Linked DNA regions of Homo sapiens: region 1 is linked to region 2. Evidence: read pairs that join two places in POLR2A ChIA-PET (ENCODE). Cell type or tissue: HepG2. All regions are shown on one strand. Each heading gives the region's core, and the rest is flanking DNA. Links, peaks and the distances in the headings are about the cores only.

Region 1 (6,213 bases), core at 1,382-5,381, 110 kb before region 2:
ACCCCCAAGAGGTGCTTGTAGTCAGTGCTTCAGAGTCAGAGTGGAGCTGAGGAAGAGGACTGTGTCACCGGGGCAGTTGCTGATGCCCATGGCCACGCCAGGAGCCTGGTCTCATGAGTCTCCTTGTCTCTGAGCCTCTCCTACACTCCACCATGGCATCAAGCTCTACCCCTGCCTCCCTGCAGCCCCCAGAAGATGCATGTCCTGCCCCTGCTCACCACTAGGACCTCCTCCTGTCTGGTGGTCAGCACAGAGCCCAGTGATGTGGGTACAAGGCAGGGTCCCTGCGCCTCACTTCCCACTCCCTCTGAAGCCCTGCAGGGATTGGGCTTCAGTGACCTGGGTTCCGTGGGTGTGGCTCACCCCAGGGCACACGGCGCCTAGGTAACGAGAGACCCTCCCGCGTAGAAGGTGGTCTTGTTTCTGGGCTCACCCACTGGGGAGTCTTCAGGATTCAGATGCAAGGACTTTGGAAGATAGTTTTGAATTTCAGCAAAACTTGTTTTTCAGGGCACTCCTGTTTTCCTGTAAATGAAAGCAGAGCAGGGGAAGTCCTCTGTAGGAAAACCTAGAAGGAGTGAACTGCCCTGCTCCAGAGTGCAGGCGCCAGACACTGGGGGCCAGTCCAGGAGAGCCCCACTTCACCTGCTGCTGCTCCATTTAAAAGTGCAAGGCACATGCATACACGGGCATGCACAATTGTGCACACAGGTGCACATTCCCAGTCACGCGAAGTGCAGGGGCACAACTGTGTACATGCACACACACACAAAAGTGCACATGTGTGTGCACACACATGCCCCCCGCAGGCGTGTGATTCTCACAGTCATGCTGCATCCACACAAAGTCTTCCTCCCTCAGAGTGCCTTGTTCTGTCTTCACCTGGATTGTTGAAAAGGCTGGGGGCTGGGTTCTTTGGGCCCCGGGAGTGCCAGGGGATCCTGTGGTATGATCAACAGCACCACCGCCCTGGGAGCAGCTCCTGATTGCTGGGAACAGACAGTAGGGGCTGGGCTGGGGTAGAAGCTGCAGCCTGCAGGCAGCCCAGAGAGAGGGGCCCCCACAACACCCTCCCCAGCCCCCGCTGATTGTGTGGGGGCAGGGAGTATGCAGGCAGCTCGGAGAGAGGGGCCCCCACAACACCCTCCCACCCCCGCTCACTGTGTTGGGGGAGGGGTGCCTGCTTCTGCTCAGGAAGGAGACCCGGCTGGGTCTGGCTGTGGAGCGTATGTTGGAGACCCGAGGCCACCCTGGAACTCTCCAGGTGAAGCCTAGGGATCCAAAGAACCTCACAGCTGTGGGGGATGGAGTGGGGCAACACCTGAAACCTCCAGCAAGTCTCTTCCTCTCTCAGCCCCAGGCCTGCAGAGGAGGGTGTGCCAGCCAACTGGGCCTTTGTGCCGGCACTGGCTCCCCACCAGTGCTCAGGGGTCAGGTGCAGAGGCTGGCAGGGACAAAGCTGGCTGTGGCTGTGTCTGGAGGGGCTGGCCATGGCCCTCACCCCACCCCCGGCATGGGGCACTGGACCATGCAGAGAAGGGGCCACCCCAGTGCCTGCCAGGGCCAGTCAGAGCTGCCACCCTCCAGGCTGTCTGTTAGCGGGTGCCTGTCAGAGAACAAGACGACAGGCCTGGCCAGGCCCAACCCCACAGCGAGATTTCAGCGGCTGGCCAGTGGCAGACGGCGCAGGGTCTGAGACAGATATTCCCTCGTATGGTGCTGTGCAGGGCAGGGGCAGAATCCTGGGAAACTAAAATGCATGTTGGGCGCCCTTATACGATGATGATATTTGGTACATTTTGAAATACTGTGGCCCATGAAGATCCTGAAAGCAGTTTGGGGCACTGTGGGGTGTTCTGTGGCCTCTGGGCTTGGGTGCTCCTCTTATCCAAGGCCTCCCAGGCCTGGGAGTTTGGGGTCTAAGGCCCTTTTCAAGGCCCAGGCACCTGCCCAGAATGACTGGGCAGCTGAGACCCGCCTGCTGGGAGCCTTGCCAGGGCCAGCACTGGGCGGTCACAGGCCAGAGCCCTGCACCAGGCGGTCATAGGCCAGGACCTGTCCAAGGCAGCGGAGTGCCAGGCAAGTGAAGCCCTGCCATCTGGTGCCTGAGCGCAGACCCTGCTCCACGGCCAGTGGCTGTCACCAGCCTTGCTGCCTCAGTTTCCCCTCCTTAACCCCGGGGCGGGAGTGGCTGCTTCCTCTAGGGGTTCTGTGAGCGGCCGCTGGCAATTGTGTAAAAGCCACATACCACACACTGGATCTTTGTGCCAGATCCCGTGTCACGTGAGGAGACAGCCAGCCCAGGCAGGGAGCTGATCTGTGTTGTCCCCTGGCGCTGCCCGGGGCCACAGAGAGTGAGGGAGCGGTGCTTACCGGCCCTGGCGGTAACGTTTTAGATGGCGAGTTTGGGCCTCTGCAGAAGGGCTGTCAGGAGGAGCTTTTGATCACGGATGCGCTGAGTCAGATGAAATGTGGAGGCTGCAGGGGAAGTGTCTGTGCCCCGTGCCTGCAGGAGCACGCCTTCCCCCCGCAGCTCCTCCGGCGCGGGCAGGCCCCGGCACGGCCTTTCTGGCTTCTTCCACAGGAGCCGTGGAAAGGGGAATTATTCTCAAGCCCCTGCATCTTTCTGGCACTTTCTGGCATTTCATGGTGGCAGATGGGGTCACCTCGCCACCTCGGGGCTGATCCCCTGTGGGCCCCTCGTTCCCACAGGAGCCTTGTGATGGGCAGGGCAGGCACCAGCACCAGGCTGGGTGGCGGTTTGGCTCTCACCACGCCGGCTTCCAGAAGGCCAGCAGGCTTGCGAGTGGGCACACGCTGGTGCTGGGGCCGGGCACTGGTGGGGGGTCAAGGGCTGACCCTGCGGGGACCCCTGCAGACAGACACTGGGCCAGAGCCACAGGGAGGAAGGCCAGTGGGAACGGCAGGAGGAGGGAGCGTGATTGGTTACGGTGGCGGAACTCGCACCCACCCCCGCAGCCGTTTGTTCGTTTGCTCATTTATTTTTGGTCTGAAGTCCATGCTTTTGTATTTCCCCACCGTTCCGTTGAGCAGCTTCAACATTTGCCGCAGTTAGGCCTCTCTGGAATCTGTGCTTAGAGATTGTGAGACAGGGTCAAGTTTCAGCAGCTCGGACTCCTCTGTCTGCAGAGAACCTGCCAGCACAGCTGCTCCTGGGGGCAGGAGAGGCACTGTCTGTTTTGGGGTGACGTGAGCTGATGGGAAAGCCAGGCTGGACATAGCTCCTGGGCCGGCAGCCCATCTTGGTGGCGGCTTCACGCCGTCTGGCATCTCCGGTCCTGGAGCATGAGGGCTCAGGAAGAGCCTCTGATTCGGCTGCTCTGGAGGCCTCGTCTGGACACACCTGGGCAGGCCCGAGTCCACACACCCTATGGCCTCAGGAACCGAGAGAGACCTTCCTTCCATGTTTCAACTTAGACAACAGGAGACTTTGTTTTGGGAGGAATCACTCAATTCAGGTGGACGCTGCAGCTGGGCGGGACATCTGGCCTCTCCCTGTGGCAGGGAGGGGCATGGGAGAGACAGGGGTAGTGTCCCAGGAACTCCGTGGGCCTGTGGCGAAGTCCCAGCCCTGCAGCTGCCAGTGCAGGGTGTTATCCAGGGGCAGGACATCGTCTGCAGTGGCTCTGCCTTCCCCGATGCCAGGTGACCCCATGGAGCCAGTGTCTGTGACCTCTTCCATGCTGGGGCTAAAGAGGCCAGCAGGATTGGGGGCTGGCATTAGTGGAGAACCTCAGAGCCCAGGGCTGTGGGCTGATGGGTGGCGAGGCCCCCGCCAGCTGCTTGGGGATAGCCCAGCCACTGTTCTTGGTCCACCCGGCCTTTGATTCCTTTTTCCTGTGTGCATTTTTGAGCACCTTCTGTGTGCGAGAGGCCGTGCCTGCCCGAGAAGAGAAGGAAACACCACAATGAGCCTCGGACACCCACAGTCTGAAGGGCCCGGAGTAAGCCTCAGACGCCCACAGTCTGGAGGGCCCGGCGCTGTGAACGAGCAGTCACAGGGAACAGCGTGCCCTTATCGCTGACACAGGCTCTGGAGGGCCCGGCGCTGTGAGTGAGCAGTCATAGGGAACAGTGCACCCTTATCGCTGACACAGGCGAGGGCTTCGTCTTCTCACAGCTCTTATCTTGGGTGTCACCCCAGCCAGAGTCAGGGCTGATGGCGGGGGGTGGGGGGGGGGCAGGCTGTGGTCAGGGACCTGCAGGAGAGGGGAGGGCCTCGCTTCTGATGGGCGACGTTCATTTACACACAGCTCTGCGGCCCAAACGGCCAGGCTGGATCCTGTCTTTTAAAAACCTTGCTAATTTGGTTGATGGAAAATATCATCTCAGAGTTCTGTTTTGTGAGTCCCCATTGCCATGCGGGCAAACATTTTCATCCACTAAGGGGCCGTCGTGTTTCTCTGGGAACGTGGCGTTCACCGTGTGGGTGAACTTTTTCACGCACTAAGGGGCCGTCGTGCTTCTCTGGGAATGCCGGGTTTGTGGCTCGTGCCCACTGCCCTGCAGGTGCATTCTCTTTCCCCGTAGCTTTTTGTCTGTTGATGCTTTCAGCTCTGGATGTCCTATTTTGCGTACTTTTATTGTTTATGGTCAGCCTTTAACTGGGGGTATGATATTTCTTTAACTGGGGGTATATTTCTTTTTTTTTTTTTTTTCGAGATGGAGTCTGGCTCTGTTGCCCAGGCTGGAGTGCAGTGGCGTGATCTTGGCGCCCTGCAACCTCCATCTTCCGGGCTCAAGCGATTCTCCTGCCTCAGCCTCCTGAGTAGCTGGGACTACAGGTGTGGGCCACCACGCCTGGCTAATTTTTTTTTTTTTTTTAAAGTAGAGACGGGGTTTTGCCATGTTGGCCAGGCTGGTCTCAAACTCCTGACCTCAGGTGGTCCACCTGCCTCGGCCTCCCAAAGTGCTGGGATTCCAGGCGTGTGCCACTGTGCCCAGCCATGGGGTATATTTCTTAATGTGTGGAGTTGTTTTTCCTCATTTTTCTGGTCCCTTTAGAGATGGCACCCTGGAGTGGCCAGCAGAGCTCAGGGGCCTGCGGCCCAGGCACACAGACAATGGAGCTGGCCCTGCCACTTTGCTCATCTGTGGTGCAGGTCTGCTGAGGGGCCGTGAGGGTCCTGCAAGTGAAGGTGCTTGAGGCCTCAGTGCCTGTGGGGAGGCCACGTGGCACCTGTCAGCTGTTAGCGTCTTGACTCTGCCTTTGTGGATATGGAATTAGAGATGCTTCTCACAGTAGTGGCTAAACTGTCAGGAAGCCTGGCCGTCATCTATGGTCCTCTTTGCCCTCATGGGTGGGATGCCGCCTAGTGTGATGGCTGAGAGCTCAGGCTGTGACCCTGAGTGTGTGTGGCCACGGGCAGGCTGCTCACCCTCTCCGTGTCTTGGTCTCTAATCTGTGCCTGGGGATGGTGGAGCGTCATGGGGCCATACAGGAAGGATGGGACATCACACATCGGCTTCCTGGGGTGTGTCCTGCTGACAGCCCTCTGAGGCCAGCCGGTCCTGAGGCTCTAGGGGGGACGCCACAGTGGAGAGAGGGCTCCATCCCCACCCTTAGGGCAGAGCCCCGTAGGAGGGACTGGTTTGCAACGTGAGTAAAATGGGTCCCCGTGAGCAGACACAGCTTTTGTGCTGCTTCTTACTGAGCCCCGCGCTGTGCCTGCTGAACTGAAAGATGTGTATTAGAGAGGGCAGCCATTCCCACCTCCTCCAGCCGCGCTACGTGTCCGCAGGCCAGGGCGCCTGCACCATGACAGGCTTCAACGCCCCTGTCGCGGGGACCCAGGGAACACCTGTCTCCTCCACTTGCTGGATTTGTGACTGGGCGGCAAACATTTTCTAAAGTCTCCCGCTACGACCCCTCGGCTGTCAGGAGACTTCTGAGAAAGCCGGGCCTCTTTTGCCCCAGCGAGGAGCTTTCTTGTGAAGAGGCAGTTCCCGGAGGGAGGCGTCTGTGCTTTGTAAAGTTTAGCCTCATGTGCTGCCTCTGAGGAGGAGTTCAGAGAACATCCGCTTCCTTTCTGTTATCATCTCAGCCTTCCAGCCAGAAAGAAGGAAGCGTCCATGGATCCCGTCCACGCTAACCTTGGGGTCCCTCTGCCAGCCCTGCACATCCTTGTCCCTGGGCACTGAGGGAAGCAAAGGCCCCGCCAGCCATGCCCAGCACTTGTGCCTGGGCCTTTG
Region 2 (6,816 bases), core at 1,178-5,177:
AGATTTTGCAAATGGAAAATAAGGACATAAAAAGATGTTCAACATCATTATCCACCAGGGAAATGCAAATTAAAACAATATTATGCCCCAGGGAAATGCAAATTAAAACCACAATGAAATATCACTACACCTATCACAACGGCCAAAATAAAAACTAGTGGCAACACGGCATACCAAAGACGCTGTGACTGGATCTCTCAAAGTCTGCTGGTGGTGATATAAAACGGTACGACTGCTATGGAAAGTGGGCTGCTTCCCTGCTTCTTTCCTGGAAAGAAACAAGCAACTACCTGGTGACCCAGCACTTGCACTTCTGGGCGTCTGTCCCAGGGAAAGGAAAACCTATATTCACACAAAAACCTATAAAAGAATGTCCATAGCAGCTTTATTGGTAATACCTCACACTGGAAACAAGTCTTTCAACGGTGAATAAATAAAGTGTGCTGTACCTACACCCTGGAACAGCACTCAGCAGCAAGAAGGAATCAGCCACAGCCACAGTAACAACATGGATGAATGTTCAGAGAACAGTGTTGAGTGAAAAGAGCCAATCCCTAAACGATACACAATGCATAGCCGTGTTTATACAACACTCCTGAAATGACAAACTCATACAAGCGGAGAAGAGGGTAGTGGCTGCCAGGGGTTAAAGAGGACGTGAGGCTGGGAGTAGGGTGGGCCTTGGCTATAAAGAGCAGCATGAGGGATCCCTGTGGGGATAGAATGTTCTGGATCCTGACTGTCGCCATGCTGGTTGTGATGTGCTACAGAACTGTAAGACGTGACCACTGTGAAAACTGGGTACGGGGTACATGGATCTCCCTGTATTATTTATTAAACAGCATGTGAATATAAGATTACCCAAATATAAAGCTTAATTTAAAAAGCAGGCAAACCCAGGCAAGCTCTAGCCCTGTCTGTCCCCCCATGCTCCATCACGGCTCCCTCCCGTCTCCAGACTCTACCCCCGACCAAGCCTGAACTCCTGGCCCAGCTGTTCTCCCCATGCTGGAGGAAAGAGAGTGGACACTCGGCACCCAGTAACAGGCACGGGGGCAAGATGAGCCCGCACCACCTCCTCTAGACCCAACAGGATGTCCAGCCATGAGCAAAATGCCCCACTAGTTAACTTTTTAACCTAGAAATCAAACCAGCCAGAGAAAAGTCCATGTGTTTTTTTTCTATGTGACAAGAGGCAGCCAGGAACCACAGGCCAGAACCTGCCTCCACCTCCCCAGAGCTGTCTCCCCCACAGCCTCCACGGCCACACCAGGACCAGGACCAGCTAAGGAAGGGAAAGGGCTTCCTCGTGACCAGCTCTCTGGGGAAGAACTGCTCCACCCCCTGCACCAAGCCCCCATGGGCCCTTAGAAGCCCACCGTGAGGGGTCCCCTCCACAGGGCAGCTACAGGGGAGCACACGCACAGAGTCCCTAAAGAGCCCTCAGGCATCTGCCCCTCCAGCTGCCAAGGGCTGAACAAGAGGCAGTCACAGAGGGATGGAGGTGGGGCGGCAACGGTAGTCAGGGGCAGTCAGCACCCAGAGGCAGGTCAGAAGCCAGTTCCAGCCTGGCTGGGGCCACACAGGGCCCTGAGGGTCTCCCTGGGACGGGCACTCCCTGCCCATACATGCTGGCAGCCACTGCTGTCTGGGGACAGAGGTAACTCGGGGCTCCAAGAATGGGGAGGACCTCCTCCCGGGTGCTGGAGCCCCTCCAAAGCCAGCTGGACTGCTGCCAGCACCCCGCCCTGGGGCCATGCATTCAACAGAAGCCTTCTGGGCCCCCTTTCTGCAGACCTGAGACCAGCCCGGCCACCAGGAGGCTGTGTCCACCCAGGCCGGGCCTGGACACATTCACCCGTGGGCCTTGGAGACTCACCTGTCCTGAGCGTTCACCCCTGGGCTTCGGAGGCTCACCCGCCCTGAGCGTTCACCCCTGGGCCTCGGAGACTCACCTGCCCTAAGCGTTCACCCCTGGGCCTTGGAGGCTCATCACCCTGAGTGTTCACGCCTGGGCCTTGGAGGCTCACCTGCCCTGAGTGTTCACACCTGGGCCTCGGAGGCTCACCCGCCCTGAGTGTTCACACCTGGGCCTCAGAGGCTCACCCACCCTGAGCGTTCACCCCTGGGCCTTGGAGGCTCACCTGTCCTGAGCGTTCACCCCCGGGCCTCGGAGACTCACCTGCCCTGAACGTTCACCCCTGGGCTTCGGAGGCTCACCCGCCCTGAGTGTTCACCCCTGGGCCTCGGAGACTCACCTGCCCTAAGCGTTCACCCCTGGGCCTTGGAGGCTCATCACCCTGAGTGTTCACGCCTGGGCCTTGGAGGCTCACCTGCCCTGAGTGTTCACACCTGGGCCTCGGAGGCTCACCCGCCCTGAGTGTTCACACCTGGGCCTCAGAGGCTCACCCACCCTGAGCGTTCACCCCTGGGCCTTGGAGGCTCACCTGTCCTGAGCGTTCACCCCCGGGCCTCGGAGACTCACCTGCCCTGAACGTTCACCCCTGGGCTTCGGAGGCTCACCCGCCCTGAGTGTTCACCCCTGGGCCTCGGAGACTCACCTGCCCTAAGCGTTCACCCCTGGGCCTTGGAGGCTCATCACCCTGAGTGTTCACGCCTGGGCCTTGGAGGCTCACCTGCCCTGAGTGTTCACACCTGGGCCTCGGAGGCTCACCCACCCTAAGCGTTCACCCCTGGGCCTTGGAGACTCACCCGCCCTGAGTGTTCACACCTGGGTCGGGGGTGTTGTACCCAGAGGGCTCTGTGGCACAGGGCCACGTGGCCTGCCAGCGTGGACAGGCCCTAATGACACTCTTGGGCTGAAGAATGCATTTCGATGAGTGAGCAACAGCCATCCTCACCTAACAGGCATTTGTGAGCCGAAGGGGATGCCTGCTATTGCCCGGGCCTTACCCTGAGCTCTGGAGTCACTGAAGCTGAACAGACTCCGCACCCTCAGAGGATCAGGACTAACCCTGACAGTCCTCCTGCCCAGTGAGACCTGGGCCCCAGGTGGACAAAGCCCTTGTCCCACCCGCCAAGGGCATCTGTCTAGCTGCAGGCTGGGGCAGTCCTGAGGAGCCTGGAAGGACCTCTCACACCACGCCCACCATGGCTGATTCCAGCTCACTCGGAGACCCGGCCTTGGCTGGGACCCTCAGGAGTTAAATGTGTGTTTTCCAGCTCTTCTCAGAAGCAGCAGAGGCCCGCGAGAGGTGGGAAAGGGGAGGGCACCCGCAGAGGCCTGCGCACTGACACTGCTGAGTGGCTCTGCTCAGCTCTCCTTCCTGAAGAGGACAAAGGTCACGTGGCCTCCAGCCAGGGCTCAAGGACACCAAGTTCCGGCAGCCACAGGCAGAGAGCGGAGACAAGGACAGCTCCGCCGTGGCGAGCAGAGGCTCAGCTGCTCCCACTGAGGCCCAGGGCCTGACGGAGGCTCCCGCCCACAACAACTGAGCCCCGCTAGGGTCTCTCTCACTTCCTGCTCTCGCTGGCCTGGTGTGTCCCACTGGAAGCCCCAGGCCCGCACCCTGTGCCCCCAGCCCACAGTGGGCTCCACATCAGGCGGGCACCAGGAGGCCTCAACAATGTCCCCACAAGTAGCTTCCATCCCCGAGGACGCAGGCCTGAAATGGGCTCACCTGCTTGCGGACCGGGAGGCCCAGGCCCCGCACGTCCGAGACAATGAAAGTGATGATGGTCTTGACGATGGTGGCAAAGAACGTGTTGACCCCGAAGACCAGGGCACAGAGCTCTTTAGACAGAGAAGATGCAATCTGAAAGCTGAACGGGAAGAGCGGGCAGATCAGGCGCTGCTGGGAGAATAAGCAGCAGCCACAGGGAAAAGCCTGCAGCCCGGCTCCCACCAGCCCATGACCCGCCCGGCAGCCACGGGGTCCCAGGGCACGCACAAGCCCCCCACCAGGCCCCCATCTCTCCCACACATGCCCGCCCCTGCCAGGCAGGAGCCAGCACCCAGGCCACCCTCGAGGGGCCATTCTGGGAGCTGCCGTGTCCCCCTGGCTCAGTACAGAGTGAGGGTCCCTTATCCAAAATGCCTGGGGCCAGTAGTTTTGGATTTGGGAATATTCACATGTCCATAATGAGATGTCTTGAGGATGGAACCCAAGTCTAAACACGAAATGCATTTATGCTCATATGCACTGTACACACACAGCCAGAAGGTGATTTTATATAATACCTGACAAACATTTGCAAGCCAAAGGGGTTGCCTGCTACTGCCCAGGGCCTCACCCTGAGTTCTGGAGTAATTTTGTGCATGAAGAAACTTTTGACCGTGTTCTGAGACTCGTCAAACAAGGTCAGGTACAGGATTTTCCACCGGGTTGTCTTTCCGGTGCTCAAAAACTGTCAGATTTTGGAGTATTTCAAATTCTGGATTTTTTGTTATTTTTTTTTAGATGGAGTCTCGCTCTGTTGCCCAGGCGTGCAATGGCACAATCTCAGCTCACTGCAACCTCTGCCTCCTGGGTTCAAGCAATTCTCCTGTCTCAGCCTTTCGAGTAGCTGGGATTACAGGCACGCGCCATCATGCCCAGCTAATTTTTGTATTTTTAGTAGAGACAGAGTTTCACCATGTTGGCCAGGCTGGTCTCGAGCTCCTGGCCTCAGGTGATCCACCCACCTCAGCCTCCCAAAGTGCTGGGATCACAGGTGTGAGCCACTGCGCCCAGCTGAATTCTGGCTGTTTTGATTAGGGATGCTGAACCTATACAATGGGTGTCACAAAACACAAACTCGAGAAGATACCTGGAAGGGCTCCCATGAGCTCTGGGACAGACCAGGTCACGGGCGTCTCAAAACATTCAGAAAATCATCATCAAGAGAACCTCTGGGCACAGACAGAAAAGTCTAGAATGAAAGTCTTTCACGGTTAAATGTTTGATAAATTAGAAGAGCAGTGAAACCACAGAGTCGGTGAATGAGCAGCAGCCAGGCAGGGCAGGCCCTGGAGTTGAGTGGCAGCTGGGCAGAGCGGGCCCTGGAGGTGAGTAGCAGCTGGGTATGCCCGGGAGGGCCCTGGAGGTGAGTGGCAATTGGGGGGGAGGGGGGCCTGGAGGCGGGGCAGGCCCTGGAGGTGAATAGCAGCTGGGTATGCCCGGGCAGGCCCTGGAGGTGAGTGGCAGCGGGCAGGGTGGGCCCAGGAGGTGAGAGGCAGCCAGGCAGGGCAGGCCCTGGAGGTGAGTGGCAGCAGGTTAGGACGGGCCCTGGAGGTGAGTGGCAGCGGGCAGGGTGGGCCCTGGAGGTGAGTGGCAGCCAGGCAGGGCGGGCCCTGGAGGTGAGTGGCAGTCAGTTACTGCGGGCCCTGGAGGTGAGTGGCAGCCGGGCAGGGCGGGCCCTGGAGGTGAGTGGCAGCCAGTTACTGCAGGCCCTGGAGGTGAGTGGCAGCAGGGCAGGGTGGGCCCTGGAGGTGAGTGGCAGCCAGGCAGGGCGGGCCCTGGAGGTGAGTGGCAGTCAGTTACTGCGGGCCCTGGAGGTGAGTGGCAGCCAGGCAGGGCGGGCCCTGGAGGTGAGTGGCAGTCAGTTACTGCGGGCCCTGGAGGTGAGTGGCAGCAGGGCAGGGTGGGCCCTGGAGGTGAGTGGCAGCCAGGCAGGGCGGGCCCTGGAGGTGAGCGGTGGCATGAACATGTCCAGGAATGAAGGCACCACATTCCTGACATGGAGAGGTGACACGCCAGGCTTCTGGTGCTCTGCAAAGAAACTAGTCTTCCGATGCAGTTCCAATTAAAATCTGCAAAGTGCTTAAAAAAAAAAAAAAAAAAGAACTGGACAAAAAATGTCCTAAAGTTCACCTGAAGAAAAAATAAACAAAAATGCCCAGGAACCCTTTGGAGAAGGGCAGAGGTGTCTGTGCTGCTGGGCACTGGAGACGGGGGGACAGTGGGGACAGTGGAGGCTCGGGGGCAGGCAGGCAGGCCGGCAGCAGGGAGGACGAGAGAAGCACACAGAGGTCCCGGTGAGCAGGTCAGTGGGATGAAGGGCAGACGAACAACAGGGAGAACTGAGCACAAACACGAGCTTCTGGATGCCAGCGCTGGGCAGGGCAGAGCCCAGGCCAGCCCCCAGGGTGCTTCCAAGGACACTCAGAAACACTGTGAGTTGAATTAAAGGCAGACGAGTGTGGGGCGTGATGGGGGCACAGGTGATTGAAAATACATGATACAGATGAATGCTCCCCAGATCAGCAGGGAGGAAAGCGAGTCCCAACAGAGTCAGGAGACACACAGGGGCCACTCAGTCCACAGCAGGCCGGCCGGCCTCACTCTGGTTAAGGAAAGGCTGGGAGCCCAGCCGGCCCGTCAGGGGCTCAGGGAGGGTGGGGAGGCCACTCCACCATCCTGACGGGGAGGAAGCCCGCATGCCGGCCTGCAGGGTACCTGCAATATTGACAGAAACCTGCTTTCAAAAGCACATACTCTCCAACCTGGCCATTCCCCTTCCAGGAATCCACCTGAGGGTCATTATTAGAATTTGGAAACAAAAATGTAGGTAGAAGGGCATTCATCTCAGTGTTTTCCTCGTGTAAGAAAAATGGAAATGGTGACTTTACCCATAGACTGGGGATGGGTTGTAAGGCCCACCACTCATGACCGGGAGTGACCACCTGCATCTGTGAGTGACCATCTGCATCTGTGTCTGGCATCAACCCAACACAGACAAGCAGAAAATGCTGGGATTCCCCGTAGCAAACAGCAGTTTTCTGCTTTGCACGCTGCGGCACCGTGTTGGATTTTTTTGCGATGGGCATCAATGACTTTATAACTAAAACCTTTCAGGCGTTGTCCCCCTGGCTGC

What was found. ChIA-PET counts read pairs that join two places held together with the same protein. Peaks named below come from ENCODE experiments on the same cell type or tissue, not always from the same donor. Only the 100,000 strongest peaks of a DNase experiment are listed, where the experiment ranks them.
Region 1: POLR2A ChIA-PET joins it to region 2 with 5 read pairs; 1 of 35 experiments calls an interaction of 5 or more read pairs at or near these places.

Annotation. Positions count from the first base shown.
Region 1 is chr21:45,407,575-45,413,787 of GRCh38, forward strand. All of the region lies in intron 2 of COL18A1 (collagen type XVIII alpha 1 chain), which reads left to right. It overlaps COL18A1-AS2 (COL18A1 antisense RNA 2), which reads right to left and starts at 2,491. Exons shown (of 4, transcript NR_052004.1): 1 at 2,374-2,491; 2 at 883-989; 3 at 434-525; 4 at 1-46. RefSeq lists enhancers at 386-1,177, 1,178-1,970, 5,613-6,213. In HepG2, for the core only: no CTCF peak of the experiment used is centred there; DNase peaks (open chromatin) are centred at 2,287 and 3,057; H3K4me3 peaks cover 2,401 bases.
Region 2 is chr21:45,522,176-45,528,991 of GRCh38, forward strand. It overlaps SLC19A1 (solute carrier family 19 member 1), which reads right to left. Exons shown (of 6, transcript NM_194255.4): 5 at 3,642-3,783. Among named protein-coding and RNA genes, the nearest start is that of SLC19A1, 17 kb to the right of the region's middle. RefSeq lists an enhancer at 5,040-5,334 and a silencer at 6,555-6,725. In HepG2, for the core only: no CTCF peak of the experiment used is centred there; a DNase peak (open chromatin) is centred at 3,306.